2 separate regions of the Homo sapiens genome follow, and region 2 is linked to region 1. Evidence: chromatin loops called from intact Hi-C (ENCODE). Cell type or tissue: CD4-positive, alpha-beta T cell. All regions are shown on one strand. Links, peaks and the distances in the headings refer to the core of each region. The heading gives the core; the rest is flanking DNA.

Region 1 (10,159 bases), core at 1,316-9,315:
TTTTTTTAAGGGCAAAAGACCTGGCTGGACACCTCACCAAAGAAATACAGATGACACATAAACATATGAAAATACATTCAATATCATATATCATTAGGGAATTAAAAATTAAAACATCAATGAGGTATTACCACATACTTATAAGAATGGCTCAGATCCAAAACACTGACAATACCAAATGTTGATGAGGATGTGGAACAATAGAAGCGCTCAGTCATTGCTGGTGGAAGTGCAAAATGGTCCGGTCACTTGGGAAGACAGTTTGGCAGGTTGTTATACAACTGAACATTTTCTAACCGTACGAACCAGCAGCTACACTCCTTGGTATTTACCCTTATGAATTGAAAACTTATGTGCACATAAAAACATGCACATGGATGTTTATAGCAGCTTTGTTTTGATTGCCAAAACTTAGAAGCAACCTTTCCTCGAGTAGGTGAATGGATGAACTGTGTTATATGCAGCCAGTGGAATGTTATTCAGTACTAAAAAGTAACAGTCTATCATGCCATAAAAAGCTATGGAGGAAACTTAATGCATATTACTAAGTGAAGGAGGCCAACCTGAAAAGGCCACATACTGTATGATTCCAACTGTGTGACATCTTGGAAAAGGCAAAACTGTGGAGACAGTAGTAAAAAGACCAGTGGTTGCCAAGGGTTAGGGAAGGAAGGGATGAATAGGTGGAGCACAGACAATTTTTAATTCAGTGGAACTATTCTGTATGGGCACTACCGTGGCACATGCTTGTCATTCATACATTGGTCAAAACCCATGTGCACTACAGTGGCACGTGCTTGTCATTCATACATTAGTCAAAACCCATGGGCATTACAGTGGCACATGCTTGTCATTCATACATTGGTCAAAACCCATGAGTACTACAGTGGCACGTGCTTGTCATTCATACATTAGTCAAAACCCATGGGCATTACAGTGGCACGTGCTTGTCATTCATACATTGGTCAAAACCCATGAGTACTACAGTGGCACATGCTTGTCATTCATACATTGGTCAAAACCCAAGGGCACTACAGTGGCACATGCTTGTCATTCATACATTGGTCAAAACTCACGGGCACTACAGTGGCACATGCTTGTCATTCATACATTGGTCAGAACCCATGGGCACTACAGTGGCACATGCTTGTCATTCATACATTGGTCAGAACCCATGGGCACTACAGTGGCACATGCTTGTCATTCATACATTGGTCAGAACCCATGGGCACTACAGTGGCACATGCTTGTCATTCATACGTTGGTCAGAACCCATGGGCACTACAGTGGCACATGCTTGTCATTCATACGTTGGTCAGAACCCATGGAATGTACAACACCAAGAGTGAACCCTAATGTATACTGTGGACCTTGGGTCATAATGATATGTCAGTGTAGGTTTGTTGATTTTTAACAAATGTATTGCTCTGGTGTGGGATGTTGATAATAGGGGAGGCTGTGCATGTGCATTTGTGGGGCCAGGGAGTATGTGGGAGCTCTGTATTTTCCACTCAATTTTGCTGTGAACTTAAAATTGCTCTAAAAAATAAAGTTTACTAATCATAATTTTAAAAAAGTAATTCTCCCCAGCACTTTGCGAGGCCTAGGTGGGCGGATCACCTGAGGTCAGGAGTTCAAGACCAGCCTGGCCAACATGGCGAAACCCCATCTCTACTAAAAATACAAAAATTACCCAGCTGTGGTGGCGCACGCCTGTAATCCTAGCTACAACGGGAGGCTGATGCAGGAGAATCACTTGAACCTGGGAGGTGGAGGTTGCAGTGAGCCGAAATCACACCATTGCACTCCAGCCTGGGTGACAAGAGCGAAACTCCGCCTCAAAAAATAAAAAACAAAAATAAAAAACTACAAAATATAATTGCGTATTTTTCTGATTTGAGTGTAGAAGGACTTCTGATCACAAAAGCAATGATAAAGGAATACATAGCTAGATTTCAGTAAAATTGTATTTAGTGTTTATTAAGAGGCAAAGAGAAAAGCATTGTATGGATAAACCTAATATAAAAATTAATATATAAATGGGAAAATGGTATGAATAGACAATGAAAAATAATTTAAAAGTGCTAATACACTTTGGGGAAAAGTAATAATATTTGATGCAAATATTTGAAAACATTTTATGCAGTATACTGATAAAAAACCTGAACCTACCACCAGAAGTAAAAATCGAACCTATTTGGTGTTTTGAATTTTCACACTGTGCTCCTCCATCTCTCTTCCCTGCACCCTCAACTGTTCTTGTTAACTATTGTGTTTATCGTTTCCTTAAAGCAGTTTTCACAAATATGTATATATCACCAAGCAACTTCTTGTTTAATTTTGCTTATTCTTAAGTTTTTTTCTGACGTGTTTTCTCCTTTATTCTCCCTTTTGCCCTCACCCCAGTTTGTGTAGAAGTAGTGTGGATATAAAGTGACACTTCTGTAGACTGAGGAGATTGCAGTACATCTGGATTTGTTGGGATAGAGAATATCAGTATCACCTAGGGGCTTATTAAAGTTACTCAGAAGTTTTTGCTACTTTTTATTTTTTTTTTTAACTACAGGCTTCTTGAGAATCATGGTCTACTTTTACCAAAAGGAGCCTGTAATATTCCTCAAATGTGTTGGAGCAGAACAAAGATTGAAGACTGTATTAATGATCTCTACAAAGAGTCTTCTGTTCTTTCTTTTTGATGTCTCAATCTTTGATAAAACATAAATGAAGGTTCACTCTGGGCTCTTGTTATTTACATAACAGCTGAAAAAAAGTGAATTTAATAATTTTATATTGAAGGTTTAGTATGTTCAAAATTGCTAGGCACCTTGAAAAACATGAGTTATAAAAATGAATAAGACGTATCTTAGTTGAATTAAAACAATTCTTTTGAGGAATTTTGTACAAAATACTTTTGTACAAAAGCAATACATTTGTAAGAGATGTATAAACAAATTGATATTAGAATACAGAGGACAATTGAGTTTTATTTGGTTTGATTCCAGGAGAAAAGCCTGGTCAGGGAAAATTGCATTAAAGTAGATCCTAGAAAGGATAGGGAAATTTTTAATAATTGGTAAGGGGCAGGGGAGAACATTCCAGGGAGAGAGAACTGCATAAACAAAGAGATGGAGGTGTGAAGTTTGGGAGCATAATTGGGAACTGTGAGCAGTAATGCAATGTGCACTCAGATAAGGATGGACTGTAAGATTTGGTTTGGCCATATCAACAAGGACCTTAAGTAATCAGCTCTCTGTACCCAGGATTCTAAGACTTTCTTTTTATTGATGAACACTCAAATTGCTGTTCTTTTCTTATATCTAGTCACATCACTAGTCATGTACTGGATGAGAGAAGGATTTTTGTCCGTTTTGCTTATTGCTATATCCCTAGAGCATAGAAGAGCACCTGGTGTGTAACACGCATATATGAATTATATGTTAAATGAGTGAATGAATTTAGATTTCATAAGAAAGGATAATTTATGGTTGCACTTTAAAGAGATCTTGCCTCCATGGGTCAAGTTGTTTTTGGTACCTTTGTAATATGCCTCAAACTTCATTGTATTTCTCTCACTTGGATTTGTCTTTCCCTGGCATTTTTTGCAATGTTCTACGTGGGCTCTTATAACTAATGATCATCCTCCTTATAGTGTACCTGTATTACAAGGTATGTTTATTTTCTGTGACTTGATTCAGGTAGTTCTCAAAATCTTTGATTTTTAACTTCACACCTGTTTTTCTGAGATGTAGCATTGCTTCATTCTTTAATCTTGATTTTAATCATTTCTGGGAATCTGTGACATCACTTTTAGAGTTTCTGCTACTTAGTCCCCACTACATTCTTCTGGTTATGTTATATAAATAGTTACATTTACTATTTATTATGGTATTATTTTAAAATGTTAGCTTTGCTGTTAAATTTAACATTTTACATTTTACAGCTTTGCTGTATTTTTTATAGTTCTGAGCAAATTATTCATATTCTTACATATCATGAATTGTGAAAAAAAATTTACAAGTTGACTTGTTACCTATACCTATATGTATTATTCTTCAGTGTTTGCTCTAGAAATTATAATATGCATCCTTAATTTACAATAGCCTCCCTTGAATTAATATACTACTACTTGCGTAAAATATAGGAAATTTATAATAATATATTTCTGCTTACTCCCACTTCCCTTCCTTTGTGCTTTGGTTGTTATATATTTTATTTCTACGTGTGTTATAAGCCTAATGACATCTATCAATTATTTTTATCTTTGCTTTAAACTGCCAATTATCTTTTAAAGAAATTAAGAAAGGGAAAAATTGGCTTTTACATTTTCCTACATATTTACCATTTTGCAGAGTTCCTCATCTCTTTCTGCTGAAATTTTACCTCAGCGAGAAGTAGTGTCTCCCTTGTCTGAATTTTTATAGCACATATTGTGGACCATTTATATGTCATATATGACCTTACAGTTAGTTCCATGTATATGTCAAATTTCCTCTGCCAGTTTTAGATTATTTTCTTGGCAAGGGTCGCCGTTTATACAGTTTTAACTACTTCATTGTGTCTAGCACAGTGCCTTAGATAAAGTGGACACCTGTATATATTTTTAACTATGTAAGAATGAGTGAAACTTTGTTCATTTATCTGAGTATTTATATAATCTCACAGGATTGAGTTGTATTATTACAGTTCACCATTAGATGTCACTTTCTGACATATGTTAAATCCTTACCAATGAATTCCTTCCATTAAGGCATATTGGATTCTGAAAGTTGGTGCTCCAACACAAGTGCACTTAAACAGATAAATTTTTGTACATTTAAAAGTGATTACTGTCTAAAATGGAAGTGTTCCTAAGTTATAATTTTTATATTTTCATTATGTATAAATTTATACAGAACTAACTGATTTTCCTAAAGTTTTCTTTAGAACTTGAATACTGGTATTGTTTTTGAATTATTTGCTCTGTGGAGCAGCTTGGAACTATTAGAAGTAATAGTGTGAGAATATTCAGGAATACCTTTAAACATGTTCAAAATGTATTCTGATGGTGGTGTAATTCTGAAAGACATCTTATTTTAGGAGCCTGACTGACCCAGTTTTCTCAGGTTTTGATAGCAACTATATAGTTTATTTGTGTTTGCCTGAGAAAGGAGGGGAACTGAGTAGGCTGTGAAGAAACACAGAGGTAGAGAAAAAGGAGATTCCTGTGGCTGTCTTGGCCAGTCATGGAACACAGCAAAGTGCTTCCCTCCCTCATTCTCTAAACTTAAAAGATAGGAAAGGGCAGGTCAAGGAGATTTCAGCAATCTCAGAAGGCTTAATGTTCACTGTATATTTAAGAACCTAGATTTTAAACTCAGCATGATAACATGTATGATCTAGAGAGATGTTTCAGTGCGTCCCCAATGCTAGGATTCATGACAAACGCTTACCAGATTCCTACAAGCACGTCTCTCCATGCTGAGTTAAGAGAATCCTCTCTGTGATACCACTGCTCTCCGGACATCCAGGGTTTAACCTCTTTTCTTTCCCCATCTTGCCAGGAGACAGCAGGAAAATTATTGGGAGGTGGGAGGTGTGGTGGCAGTTTTCTTCAATTCATCTGGAATACTAAAATTTGAGTAAAATAACAATGCTGTTTCCTAATAGTGTAATAAATACCCCCAAAACTTACACCTAATCCAAGAATGTTACCATTCTTCATAATTTGTGACCTTCTAGTGTTCTGTCCCTCAACCTTTCACATCTCATTCCAGGAGTAACTTTCTTATATTTAATGTTCATGGTTTGATTTAAAATAATATTGTTTTCATATATCTATGTATGTATATAAAATTTGATTTTTAAGCCATGATTATAATAAACTAAAGTGCCAATTAGAATATTTAAATTCCATTTTGTATTGATCAAATTACAAACAACGCGATGTCAACAAATGAAGTTTTATCTTGGAGTATTTCTGTGTTTTAGAATAAACTTAAATGCATTTTCTGAAAGTATATTGGTATGAAGTGACCACTTATCCTTCCTGGGATAACCTTTTTAACTTTTTGGCTTTTAGAATGTCATTCTTCATGATGTAATGAAATGAATGATACTTTATATGAAGTAACTGGTGATGTGGATGGTAGAAAAAAATAGAAAGTGGGCAATACTACATACTAAGTATAATCAATAGTTGAGAGGTCCTGATAATGTTACTCACTTATACTGATAATTCATTTTGTAATCTGTTTTTTTCCCTTATGTTTTTGTTTATTACTGCAGCTAAAGAAGTAAACAGGTCATGGCACGTTTAACAAAAAGACGACAGGCGGATACAAAAGCTATCCAGCATCTTTGGGCAGCCATTGAGATTATACGGAACCAGAAGCAGATTGCCAACATTGACCGTATTACAAAGTAAGTAAATTTAAACACAAATATCTCTGTAAAATGTCGTAGAAGACTTTGGGGGAAAGGCCAAAAAAAATTTTATCTGTTATGCTAATCAACATATATTACAAAGAACTGAAGACACTTTTTGCTTTGCAGGAGTATTATTAGAAAAACAAACACAGAAACATACACAAACAACTTGTGTTTAGAAGTTTCATAGAAAAATTAGATAAGGAAAATATCACTATATACTATTTATAATAGTTTTTTAGTTAACCAAATTTTTAACTCTATTTATTGATTTATTTATTTTGAGACGGAGTCTCATTCTGTTGCCCAGGCTGGAGTGTGGTGACCCGATCTCAGCTCATGGCAACCTCCGCTTCCCGGGTTCAAGTGATTCTCCAGCCTCAGCCTCCCAAGTAGCTGGGATTACAGGCACCCGCCACCACGCCCAGCTAATTTTTTGTATTTTTAGTAGAGAGAGGGTTTCACCATGTTGGCCAGGCTGATCTCAAACTCCTGACCTCGTGATTCGCCCGCCTTGGCGTCCCAAAGTGCTGGGATTTACAGGCGTGAGCCACTGCACCTGGCCAGAGATTCTTTTATTAAAAACACCTTTAGTGAATCACTTTTATGTAGCGAAGCTATCTAAAAACAGTCTACTGTTTATTACTAATTTTAACATAGGATAGGCATGGTATGTGTAGTAAGAAACATCTTACTACTTTATAGCCCACTAACAGAATTTTTAACAATTTCCTTCTGTATTTTAGAAATCATGTTAAATAAACATTCAGTTTTAAAGAAGAAAATTGTCCACCCCCATCCCCTAGTTTCTCATGCTATTTATATGGGTAGACAGATTCAGGATACCAAAAAAAAAAATCAAAGTACCTTATGAAGCTTCTATTTACATGTTGTATGCTAATTATAAGGGAGTCTTCAATTAGGAACTTGGTTTTGTTTTGTTTCTCTGGGTATTCTTAAAGATATAAAGCTAAATTTATCTTTTTTAAGTGTTTGGAATTTTAAAAATAATTTAGAGAAAATTTCTTGATACTTTTCACATTCTTTAGATGCTATGGGTAGAAATGGAGAATGGGAGTAATTTACAAAACTCACTTAAATAAATGCTTTTTTTGGCCTTTATTAATAAGTAATATATTGAGTTCCATGTATTTTTGTCCTTTCCCTGTATGCTGGTGAAGAAGATTACAAAGGCTACTTAACGATGGGCTCAGTGGCTCACGCCTGTAATCCCAGCACTTCAGCAGGCCAAGGCTGGTGGATCGCCTGAGCTCAGGAGTTTGAGACCAGCCTGGCCAACATGGTGAAACCCTGTCTCTGCCAAAGATACAAAAATTAGCCTGGTGTGGTGGTGCACACCTGTGGTCCCAACCACTCAGGAGGCTGAGGTGGGAGAATCACTTGAGCCTGGGAGGCAGAGGTTGCAGTGAGCCGAGGAAAGGCCACTGCACTCCAACCTGGGTAACAGTGAGACCCCTGTCTCACAACAAACCAACAAAGAAACCCAAAGGCTACTTAAGAGGGAAGAAAAAAGGAGATAGAGAAGGGGTGAGGATATATGTGGCTCCAATTCTGTACTCGCCTTTGTGGTATTTTAAAGCTATGTACAACTCCTTGCTCCTATAAGATAGTAGAAGAAAAAAAAGATAATACTATGTGAACAATAAGAATAAAATAAATAGTACATTATTTTAATTATTATGCTTTTAAATAAAGCACATAATTTGGGGTATGATAACTACATGCAAATGATGTTGATGTAAAACATTTTAAAAAAACTCAGAGTACAAAACAGTATTTTCTTATGGTTGAGATTTTTAAAAAACCATCCTTTACATAAAAATTGCTTAGAGAAGAATGTTTAAATAAAATAAGGTTTTCTTTGGATTCAGCTTTTTAAATTAAAATCATGTAAACATGACAGCCGTTTCAGTTTTTCAGATGACCTTTGTTCATCTGTAGCATGTTTCTCTAGAAGCTTTAGGGACATTTCTCTAAGCAGCTATCAGAATCTCCCAGTGTGAATGTTGCTGTTAGATTGTGACCACCTTCTAATCTGGGAGTAAGATAATTAACTCCCACAGTAATGGGTGGCAGATACCTGTTGGATTATTACAACACGTGTGTGTACATGTATACACATGTTAAACTGTAGTAAAAGACATGGAGATTAACAGGATTGCCTGCATCTCATTTTGCATTATGTATTATTGATAAGCATTCTTTTCTCTCCTTTCTTCATCAGCATAGCCTTAACTGATGCCAAGGCTTATTTTTCTTCATGTTGTAAGGTCCATAGTTTTACAATTAAATATGAATAAATTTATTTACCTACCAGATAGTCTTGGTTTTTATTAGTCTCATCTAAAGATGAAAAAGAAAAAGAAAGAATCAGAGGTTAAGTGCTTAAGACTGGGTCCCAAGTGTTTCCTCTTCCTCATCTCATCTGAGAGGTATGCCATGTTTATTTTTATTATGTAGCTCACATCAGAGCATCCTGTACTTCCTTCATAACATTAATCACATTTGTCATTGTTTCCCTGCTAGACAGCTCCAAGAAAGAACTGTCTAGAAAATTGCCTAACCCGGCCAGTGCCTTTGCTTCTTGGCTAATATTAATTTCCTTGTTTATTAAACTTGCCTAAGGTAAGTTAGGAAGTAGCATTGCATTATGGCAGGAAGTCAGATCTTTTGCTCTAAAGCCTAATACTCCTATTCTGTACTCTCGGTAGGTAAATACTTTTCAAGCCTTAGATTCATTTTCAATCAAGTCGCTCTGCTTAGTCAAGTCCGAACATAAAGATAATCTTTTAAACTTTGCAGATATCTTAAGGTACTGAAGGCTGTAGTAGGGTTACTGTCAAGAATGCATGTTAGTCATTAAGTTTCATTTCTTATTTTGACTGATGAGTGACGCCATTATAAAAAAAGCTACACGGTTTTTGTCAAGCATTAAAAGTTGTGGGCTTTGGGGTGACTGGCTCTTAGCCTGGTACACCCTAAACACTCTAGTTTACTTCTGTATAATGGTTTAGTTGTGCTTGCTTTTGTTCTTTTAATCTCTAGGTTTCTCTTCTTTTTTGTTGTTGGTTTTTTTTTTTTTTTGGAACTGATTGAAGAAACCTGGCCATTGGTTGTGATTTTTCCATAGTCCGGCTTTTGCTGATTGCATCCCTGTAGTCTAGTTTAACCTGTTGCTCAGTCCTTTTTATTTCATGGAGATTGATAGCTGCATCTGGTGGCTTGGGGGAGGGGGCAAGACTATTCCCTGGGAGTGGTATGTTCTACCATCAGGACACACATGATGTCAGTTGTTTCTCATTTTGTGATGTACATAGCAATTGACGCTAGATCCAGGAACTCATTAAGGACTGCCAAATGATAATCATCCAATCTATCTTTCCTTTTCTAACTGGACTGCTTCTATAAGGACATAGCTTCCCATCCTCTGCTATTTGGTTACCATGTGGTATGGTTCATATGGGAAAAGTAGAATAATTCATTCTCTTTATGTATTTAGCAGTTTTAAAAATAGGATCCTTTAATGGTAACCAATTAGATTTAAAAACAAATTGCCCTTTGGAATTCATGCATTTAATTACATTTCATATATTTCAGTCCATTTTCGACATACCCCTTATTGATGCTATCTTTGACCAGTTGGAGCCTGTGCAGTGCTGGCTCCTGAACTACTTTCTGCTTGTTATGAACAAGATGTTTCAGGATCTTCTTGTACATATCCTGCCCCAGGCCT
Region 2 (10,159 bases), core at 895-8,894, 350 kb after region 1:
TTTAAGACAATCACAATTTCAAAAAAAAAAAAAAAAGAATCACATTTTCAAGGTCAGAAGATCAAGACCAAATCCAGGATATTCTGAAGGGTTCAACTTACATTTAAATTATCTCATGTATTTGTAGTTTGGATGGAACATGACATCCTTAAAGACAACCAAATCTAAAATACAGAAAAGCATTCTTAAATGCATCACAGCCCTTAAAACCCACAGCATATCTCTTTTGTTTAAATGTACTTAATTTTATCACATTTTCATTTTATAATTTCAAAATTTCTAAAGCTCCTAACGCCTCAAACCGAGATAGAATTTGACTTCAGCAATTTCCAAGTCACAAGCAGGTTGTATGTCCACAGCTATTCGGAATGTGGTTTCTGATAGAAGCTTTTATGAACACACATGAAATCCCTCTGGATTGCAAAGGCTGAGACTCAGCGTATCTCAGAATGAAAATACATACATTTGTGATGGACAGCAGAACACAGTACAGATACTAATTAGTAAAACAACAGCAAAGTCTACGGCACTTCTCATACAGAACAAATACAAAGTGTTTGAGGAAAAGTCTTTCTAACTGTAAAAATTCGAGCTGATTGGAACAAAGAAGATTCTGAATATGATCTTGGCTGCTTTACAAGACTTCAGAATTTTCCTCATCTGCAAGTGAAAATGAACCTCCTGCTTGCCCACTGAGGACAGGGAGAGAACAGGGTAGGATAACAGGCCTTTGAATGCTTCGTAGGTGGAGAAAGGAAGACAGGCCAGCCCCGTACACCCATCAGCACACCCACACCAGCTGTGCAGGTGACTCAGCTAACCCTGCGATGGCCAGGCATCTCAATGAGACAGCCGGGCCTGAGTGACCTGCCAAGAGACATGATGGCCAAGCCTGGATGGAATCCCTGGAGGGTAGTCAACCCAGGGCCTCTCAGGTTTTGTCCCAGCAGGTCTGTGCCCAGGAATCTGCATTTCCAAGTAGCCCAGGTGAGCTGCTGCCCAGAGGCCCTCACCAGTCATGGCTCACACAGGCAGTGGAACCCCCGCACACCACCTCCTTCTGCAACGCCTGGCGTGGATTTTCCTTAATTGCCGATGCTGCGCTCCTCTGTGCCTACACTCACCATCGGTCCCAAGTTTACTGAACTTAGAATGAGAGAAGGGAATTACAAAGGAAAGCGTCCACCTGAAACAGGACCGACCGGGGCTCACATCAGCAGACACAGCAAATGCAGCACACCTGTGCACGGCTCACCACTCACAAAGCCCACAGCCGCGTGGTTTCCACTCTGAACGTCCAAGTGGCTGTGGGCAGGGAGATGCTGCACAGCTGTTTCTATGCTAAATACTTGAAGGTGTGAATTTTATTACATAAAATTTAGAAAAATGTGTGTTTAGCATATAAATGTGTGCATTTATTTATGTTAAATACATGAAAACATGTAATCCAGGTGTTTAGGTTCATACCACTGTAGAGACTAATTTCTATTCATACAGCTGCACAGCTGGGGCCCAGAACCAACACCCACCAGCTGTGTCACCGTATCCGCTGTTTTTCTGTCACACACCAGCCCTACCCCACCAAAAAAAAAAAAAAAAATCCGTGGCATTTAATAAAAAATTCTTTTATGTTAGTTTTACATTACTAGAGACGACCTTGTGGTCCTCTTTGAAGAGATGGCAGCACGTGAAGGATCTCAAATACACATATGTTCTGGGTCTCCTGATCTAAGGACTCGTCCACACTGGTGGCTTTAACTGCGCCTATGTGGAAACTTCCGGAAGGCATTTGTGTCATGTCTAAGAGCAAACTGGCATTCATGCCTCAGCACTGTGTGCCTCTTCTTTCCTCCGTCCCGCCAGCACCATCTTCTCCCAGGGAACTGGTGCCGTGCTCTGAGGCTCTGTCCTGCCAGTCCCCGGCAGAGTCCCTGGTGCCATCATGGATAACCAGCCCTCCGCCTGTCCAGGTGCATCAGGCAGCAAGCAACTCATCCAAGTCTGTTTAGAAACCACACACTTGCGACACCTATAGGCCTCAGTAGGTGGAGGCGGACAGGGTAAGGGCAGCCGTCCTGGGGGACAGCTGTCTGCAGTGAGCCACCACACATTCAGTGAGGCTGTCTGGCTCCTCACCTCTACCCAGCCTCCACCCATCGCATCTGGCCTGGATTCTCCGACGCCTGCACAGCCTTCACCCGGTTCATAACTCAGCTCACAAAGGCCCCGTACCGTGCGAAGTGCGGCAGTGGGTGCATCTGCAGCTGTTTATCATCTCTGCATCTAGCTCCTCTCCCTCACAAAACAGCACCTCTGAAGTCATGGCCTGGCCTCCCGACCCTCCCCGCTTCTGGGCTTCTTGGCATGTTGTTCTGCTCCACACACCTCAGCAAATATTGCTGATTAGCTAAAATCACCCAGAAATGCCTTAACCTTGACTTCAGCCGCTGCTTTTGTAATTTTTAATATTTGTACTTATGGTGTGATTTGGGGAACAACAAATTTTAAAATTAGAGCAAAAAGATGTGGTGTTTATTCCCTCATTTCTACTTGCAACCTTGAAAATTCAAGTAGCAGCAAGAGTTTGTTGAAAGTAACTTCCACCAAATGGAACCGATTACAAATGTACTACAGAGTGTCAAATAACCAGAGATGTAAATACAGATGCAGACACAGATATAAAATCCAGTGGTTACACCAGATTGAGAAATGCTTGCCAGTTTGTAGGACTTCTAAAACTTGACATAAATGTTGGCTAAGGGATACAAGATGTTATGAGATGAGTGAGATGGTTGGCCTAGAACCACAGGCTCTCTCCTCTGTACAACAGAAAATCCATAAGAAAGTCAAATGTGAAAGAACCAGGTACCGCTGAATGGCATAATCAGCCATCCTTCCCGTCCCTGGGCCAGCTGCGGTGAGTGCAGCCAGTTGTTCACCAACATCCATCGTCCATCCTCCAGGCCACGGCTACACTTTACTCCCAGCTCCACGTAATTATGTAGATTAGGTAAATGATGGCCACTCTCACCCTAAGCCTCCCCCGCCAGCATGGCAATCACCCAGCCCCAACCACAGCAAGGACAGTCGTGTCCTTGGGAATGTAGGGCAGGTGTCTGGAAGGAACCTGGATCCCTGAATACCTCATGGAGCAGTCACCAGCCTGGAACATCCCCCCTGAAGGGTTTGCGAGAGAGAAAACCTCCTTGGTTCCTCAAGCTACAATACTGCAGAGTCCCTGGTCACAGCATCCTTACCTACCCTAGTCAGGAGCCATTCATGCCTTTCACCAAGACATAAAAACAAAAACGCAGTGGCACCGTCACGCACACCCAGAACATAGACTGCCTGCTGCCCACCCAGAATGCAGACCGCCCACAGCTCCCCCAGAAAGCAGACCGCCCGCTGCCCACCCAGAACGCAGACCGCCCGCAGCTCCCCCAGAACGCAGACCGCCCACTGCTCCCCCAGAACGCAGACCGCCCGCTGCTCCCCCAGAACGCAGACCACTTGCTACTCACATTCATCTTATTAACACCAAAAAGCCATAGTGGTGGATATCCCGGATGTGGACACTTAGTGGCTTTTTGCTGGAGATGCGCTTTGTGCACTTATCACACAACCATCTTGGACTCAGGAGGCGCTGTGCAGATGGCAGCTGTGCACGTCACAGTGAGTCTCACTCGCTGGACTCTCTGCCGACTCCCAGCATCAGCACCTGTAGGGTCCTCTCCTCCGGGAGCACGTGCTTGGATACCACAGTATCCTGTGGATCCATACAACGGTGCAGTGTGCCCCAGGAGCTTGCAAAGTACCACTGCATCAGTGCTTCCACAGGTGAGGCCGGGGGCAGAAGCCAACCTCAAGCAGTTACCATCCTCCGTGGGGCTGGCGTCCAGGCAGGAAGGCGACTCAGCAGCTCTCCTCTCACTGTGGAACTTCCTAGGTCCCCACATGAACAGAACCTAAATAACACGCAAGAAACAACAGGAACGAGAACACTACCAGCAGCTTCTGAGATGGGCAAGCTGAGCTGATCATGAGACACCTGACGGGGATGGTGCCAGAACCCCTCCCAGTGACCTGTGAGGACGGCGCTGCCGGCATCTCCCTAGAACCTGCCCAAGTCGAGTTAGACTCGAGGCTCCCAGGAGTGGGGCAGATCCGTTCAATCCCACAATCTGAACATTCTTCTAGGCCATCTCATGGCCCCCATCTCATAGATGGGAACTGGGACACTGCACCATAGACCCGGTCTTCCTCTATACCACACACCAGTACAGTGAGCACTTATGGACTGGGTATTCACGTAAAATACTGCTTAACTAAAACTTCTGATTTAGAAAATGTTTAATTCCTACTCACAGAGCTGAAAGTGCTCTGTCCTAGAAGGCAGCGGCTGTAATTAAGCTTGAGAGAGGAAGAAGGGATCAGAGTGGTGCCAAGTATTTAAATATTCAACTAAATCTATTCACCACGTTGCCATGCTCCTGTCACCTGCTTCGTTTTCCGTCCTTAAAAGACACAAAAGTTAGTTCTCAAAATAGACAACCTATTTTACTGTTGCTTAGCCATAAAGTAGTGAGCTATGTATCCAAAAGGGAGATATGGGAAAACAGAAAAGACAGGAGACAGATCCTAAACACCGTAAAACAGAAAACATCCACAAACGATCAGGGTGGGAGGGCAGCTGCAGCAGCACCTGGCTCCGTTGCATCTTTGTGAGCCAGCCACATGGGCTGGATAGCTCACTTAGCCACTGAAATTACATCATCTAAGATTTTTGTTGCAGTTACTTTGATAAATTCTCCCCTCCTGCTATGGAAAGGTTTAGCTTGCTTTTATTTTTTTAGGTGGAGTCTCACTCTGTCACCCAGGCCGGAGTGCAGTATTGCGATCATGGCTCATCGCGGCCTTGACTTTCTGGCTCAAGCAATCCTCCTGCCTCAGCCTCCCAAAGAAGCTGGGACCAACAGGCAAGTTTCATTTCTTTGCTAACAAATTCCTAATTCGCCACCACGTGGCGGGCCCATCAGGCCATCTGCCTGGACGTCCACCTTGCCGACCGGCTGTGTGGTCTCTAAGGTGGATGCACTCCGGTTGCCCGAGCTCTGCACACGATGCCGAGTCTCCACGCCTGCCGCCGTCTAAGTGACTGACAGCCCGGAGCATCCCGGACATGCCACCGTGAGCCGGGCTTTATTCCACAGGGCGACTTTGCTTCCCGTGAGGAGATGCAGCACGTGAGCACAGATCAAAGGGTGTCAGCAACTAACACATTTCCCAGATATTAAGCAGAGGACCAAGGGTTTTGTTCCTTATTTGCTATGGGCTTGATTCAAAACAGCTTTCTGGACTCCTGGGGACAAACATCTCTAACTGATGAGAATTCTGGCTTTATTAATGGAAGAATCACCTAATGCCCATTTTGTAACTGCTGTTCTTATCAGAACTTGAGGCCAAAGAAAGGGAAAAATAAAAGGGGGGCCAAGGTCGTGACACCCCAGTTTGTACAAGGCCAACCAGCCTGCTTGAGGGGGTGAGAGGAGTAGGGTTTTTAAACTGCTGACTTTTAAAAACATGGCTGTAGGCTGGTGCAGTGGCTCAAGCCTGTAAGCCCAGCACTTTGGGAGGCTGAGGTGGGAGGGTTGCTTGAGGCCAGGAGTTCAAGATTAGCCTGGGCAATACAGCAAGACCCTATCTCTTAAAAAAAAAAAAAAAAAAAAAGACTGTTACTAACATAGTAATGAAAAGGTTGATTAATACAATAAATTACTATGTCAACATGGCACCCCCTGCTGTCAGACGAGATGGACTCTCTGTGGCTACAATGAGGCCCAGAGAGAAATGCAAGCGGCATCACAGGGAGGAAGGTTGGCCCCAAAGCCCCACGGCACTAACTCCTGTACAGTTTGTTAACCAGCATGAAGTCTCCTCCACAGTCAGACAGCAGCCTGGTTTAGAGGAACGCTGCCCACGGGACCTTGGCAGACTCCCGATGCCGGCCGACCAGACACCCCACCCTGGGACCCTGCAGGCAGCCCCGACTGGACAGAAGGGCGTCGTGAGCATCCTTTCCCGCCAAAAGCTGCAGACCCTGAGCCAGTCTCGGCTGTTGACAGAGGCTGCACATAAACGTCTGCGCCCAACAGCTCATCTTTGGTCGTGACGCGCTGAGTCCACCTCATTTCAAATGTTACGCTCGCCCCAAGGTGAACACAGATGTTACAGGTTAACTCACTGCGTGTGTGCTGTGACTTTCCCCGTAAACATTCAGACATTCCACAATCCCGATGAGCACACACAGCGAACAAACCCCACTTTCCCTGTAAACGTTCAGACATTCCACGAACCTGATGAACACACACAGCGAACAAACTCCCGTGTGTTTAAATGCCGCGGTCTCCTCCCCTCCTGAGGGGCGTGTGCTTACAGTTCCCCCGAGACCACATTTCCCAAAGTAGACTGTTACTCTGAAAATAAAACCTTTTTCCTTCCTCTGTACATCTCATGGTCATGTTGTTAACAACTATTGCTACAAATGCAAAGAATCGAGGTATCATACGTGCCGTTCACCGAATTCCTAACACCAAAGGTTCAGGGCCCCCCAGTCTGACGGAAGCGTCTATCGCCCTAAAGCCAACTCTGGAGGTAAAGGCCGAGCTCGGGAAAGGCGGTGTCACCGGCAAACCCACACCATAGGGCCCTCTACAGTTGTGTGTAAGGAATTCTTGGCCTGTCCTGGGGTGTGGGGAAATCAGGATGCAAGCAGATATCATACGCTCTGCCGCGGGACCATGAAGTCTGTGGAACCTCAGAGGAACACGGACAAACAGCTGCCTCGACGGGTGCCCGTGTCAAGAACACAGACACGCTGGGAGGAGCAGCCAATGCAGGCAACGCTTGCAACTCCAGCACGCGGCAGCTTCCAGCTCCAGCACAACTACCATATTCTGTGGCAAAATTTTTAAAATAAGTTTTAACTAGTTATAACTCTAACTTTGTTTTATAGATAAACAGAGAACACAGGGTACCAACCGGCTCCAAAATACTTCGCCCAGAACCAAGTCTAGAATGCAGATGGCTGCTGTTCCAAGTATGACGAGTCCCCTTTAGTGCCATAAATCCTAGAAGTGACTGAGTGCTCCCTCCTAAACCAGAAAGCACCCTCTGTCCCCAGGCCAGTCCATCAGCCCCGGCAGAAGCTTCTAGAGTAAGAGCCTGTGGATTTGTATTGCATGGATGTAAACCCACCAAAGTCACAGGGGCTCATCCTGGAAGCCCATCCAGTTACCCACTCATGTCCCGGAAAGCCCTGCCCCCACCTCCACCCCCGCAGTCATGCTGAACCAGAACTGGCTTCTAAGGCCCTTAAGCCACTCCCTCTCTCCCCTGGACAGACCCTTCTCAAACCATGAGGCCCAGGGTAGCCTTAACAGGTGGTCCCAGCAAAACTGGCCGCTGCATTTTCTTGCTGGCAAATGAGTCAACATCTACCTTAGAGCAACCAAAACAGCATGTTTTTCCACTGAGAAGACCTCGTTTCTGTCCATTTAGAATTGGTATTTTGTGTGGGTGTGTGAGAGAGTATGGGTGTGAGAGAGTATGGGTGAGAGAGAGAGTATGGGTGTGAGAGAGAGTATGGGTGTGAGAGAGAGTATGGGTGTGAGAGAGAGTATGGGTGTGAGAGAGAGTATGGGTGTGAGAGAGAGTATGGGTGTGAGAGAGAGTATGGGTGTGAGAGAGTATGGGTGTGAGAGAGAGTATGGGTGTGAGAGAGAGTATGGGTGTGAGAGAGAGTATGGGTGTGTGAGAGAGTATGGGTGTGTGAGAGAGTATGGGTGTGTGGTGGCGGGGGTCCTTGTTCTGTCGCTCAGGCACAGTGCACCACAAGTACAGAGGTGCTATCACGGTTCAACTGCAGCCTCAACCTCCCAGGCTTGGGTGATCCTCCAGCCTCAGCCTCCCGAGTAGCTGGGACCGCACGTGCACACCACCACTCCTACTTAATTTTTTGTAGCATCAGGGTCTTTAGGTGCTGGGATTACAGGTGTGAGCCACTATGCCCAGCCTGGAATTGATATTTCTTAAACTATTACTGAGTTTCCCACATAAACCCCACTTACATAGATCCCAGCACACTCTCACAGCTCGAGGGTTTTCCTGAATCTCAATTCTGTCCATTCAAGGTCAGTATCTAAGAAAGTGTCAGAACTGACCCTCCCTCGACGAAGCCTAAGGTCAAATGCAGCAGCATCTCCGGTATGAGGAGAGAAAGAAAGAAGGGTGGAAAACACATTGAAATTCCCGTGTTAGAATCATCACCACCAACACTTTACGAGGCAATCTGCTTTCCAGAACATCTAGCTGCCGGATTAACTTCACAGCCACCAGATTCCACAGGCAGGTGCTCAGGGGGACACAGCTTTCTCAAGGCCGCACAGCCCGGGCACCATAACAGCCTCGGGGCAAACTAAACAAAGGCTTGTTTCTCTCAAGGACAAAGGTGCTCAAATCCTTCCAAATAGTTTATTCTTCTAAATAGGTTAGATGGCCTCCTACAACAGTTTAGAGTGCCAGTGTGTTCAGGAGTGTGAAGGGAAAACATCTCAGGACCCCAAAATTACTAAGCTAAAGGGAAAAGGTAGGGAACAGCTTAGGCAAACCTGCCTCCCCATGCTCTTCCTAACAGAGATACCTACCAAAAAAAAAAAAAAGCCACGTACCTCCCTCACAACTAGTCCACAGGGAAATTTCTCATGGACAGAGAACAGAACTCAAAGTCACCCCCTGCACACGGAGATAAATGCGTATCTGCTTAGTGACGGGCACCTACTCAACCCTCCTGAGGCCGTGTCACAGATGTGTCCTCAACCCTCCTGAGGCCGTCTTGAACCGTGGGAAAATGAACTTTCTAAATGGGCTGAGAACTGTCTCAGAGACACTTCTGGTTTACAGGAAGCATTCTCTCCTGCAGGTATAATAATGAAATCACATGGAATTATAAAATGCCACTTTAGTAAAGGCTGAAGGAATTAGGGTTTGACATGCTTTAAAAAAAAAAAAAGAGGAACGTTCTATTTATCAATGGACCATGAAGCCCACGCCCCCTTCTGCAGTGACGATGGTCAACTGGGACGAGGAGCCCCTCCTGCGGATGCAGCAGAGGCCGCCCCCTGACCCCACTTCCCAGAGTCCATGCTTCTGCTGCTCAGGTAACAGCAACCCTAGCTTCACAGGGCTCAGGCCTCCAAACACAACTCCCACCCATGCTGGAGAATCACCCCGGGGACGTGCGAAACGGGGAGGTGCAACTCTCACTTCATCCCCTTAAAGGGGAAAAGGCGCCTTCCCACTCCTCTTCCTGCTGGTGGGGACAGAGGCAGGAGCCAGATGGTCAGGAGTTGGGCGGCAGGAGGGAAGCAGCCTGGGTCCCTGCTAGTCACAGATGGCAAATGCCAACCAGCCCCGACCTTCATCTTATAGTGAAGAAATCCTTCTCTTTTTGTCAGGTCCCTGTTAGAAAGAAGTTAGCGCACATTCCTTTAAAAAAAGATACAACATCGGTGTTTTGCTGATTGACAATATTTCAATTATCTGGGGGCCTTGGGTCAAATGACGCCAACACAGGAAACTGAACCCTGTTATTCAGGAAACTACCTTCCAGCCCCATCTACCCTCCCAGGCTGTCATCTTACAGTGTTTGTCTGCTGGATGATTATTATTTTTTTTTTTTTTTTGAGACGGAGTCTCGCTCTGTCGCCCAGGCCGGACTGCGGACTGCAGTGGCGCAATCTCGGCTCACTGCAAGCTCCGCTTCCCGGGTTCACGCCATTCTCCTGCCTCAGCCTCCCGAGTAGCTGGGACTACAGGCGCCTGCCACCGCGCCCGGCTAATTTTTTGTATTTTTAGTAGAGACGGGGTTTCACCTTGTTAGCCAGGATGGTCTCGATCTCCTGACCTCATGATCCACCCGCCTCGGCCTCCCAAAGTGCTGGGATTACAGGCGTGAGCCACCGCGCCCGGCCTGGATGATTATTTTTAACAATAGGTACTCTTAAGAGCTCGGTGTACACAACAGACAAGAAGTCAGCCTGGGTTGAGGGGAGGCAGGAACTGACCCCTCTCTCCCTGCAGGATGGTACAGAAGGAACCTTCA

Evidence for each region. Hi-C counts contacts between places; a loop is a spot of excess contacts. Peaks named below come from ENCODE experiments on the same cell type or tissue, not always from the same donor. Only the 100,000 strongest peaks of a DNase experiment are listed, where the experiment ranks them.
Region 2: a loop joins it to region 1, with 13 times the contacts of the local background. A loop is called at or near these places in 1 of 110 quality-filtered maps.

The regions. Positions count from the first base shown.
Region 1 is chr10:173,730-183,888 of GRCh38, forward strand. It overlaps ZMYND11 (zinc finger MYND-type containing 11), which reads left to right. Exons shown (of 15, transcript NM_001370100.5): 2 at 6,265-6,399. The coding sequence starts at 6,284. Among named protein-coding and RNA genes, the nearest start is that of ZMYND11, 43 kb to the left of the region's middle. In CD4-positive, alpha-beta T cell, for the core only: a CTCF peak has its summit at 4,708; no DNase peak of the experiment used is centred there.
Region 2 is chr10:524,948-535,106 of GRCh38, forward strand. All of the region lies in intron 1 of DIP2C (disco interacting protein 2 homolog C), which reads right to left. Among named protein-coding and RNA genes, the nearest start is that of DIP2C-AS2, 99 kb to the right of the region's middle. RefSeq lists an enhancer at 8,239-8,740. In CD4-positive, alpha-beta T cell, for the core only: no CTCF peak of the experiment used is centred there; a DNase peak (open chromatin) is centred at 5,814.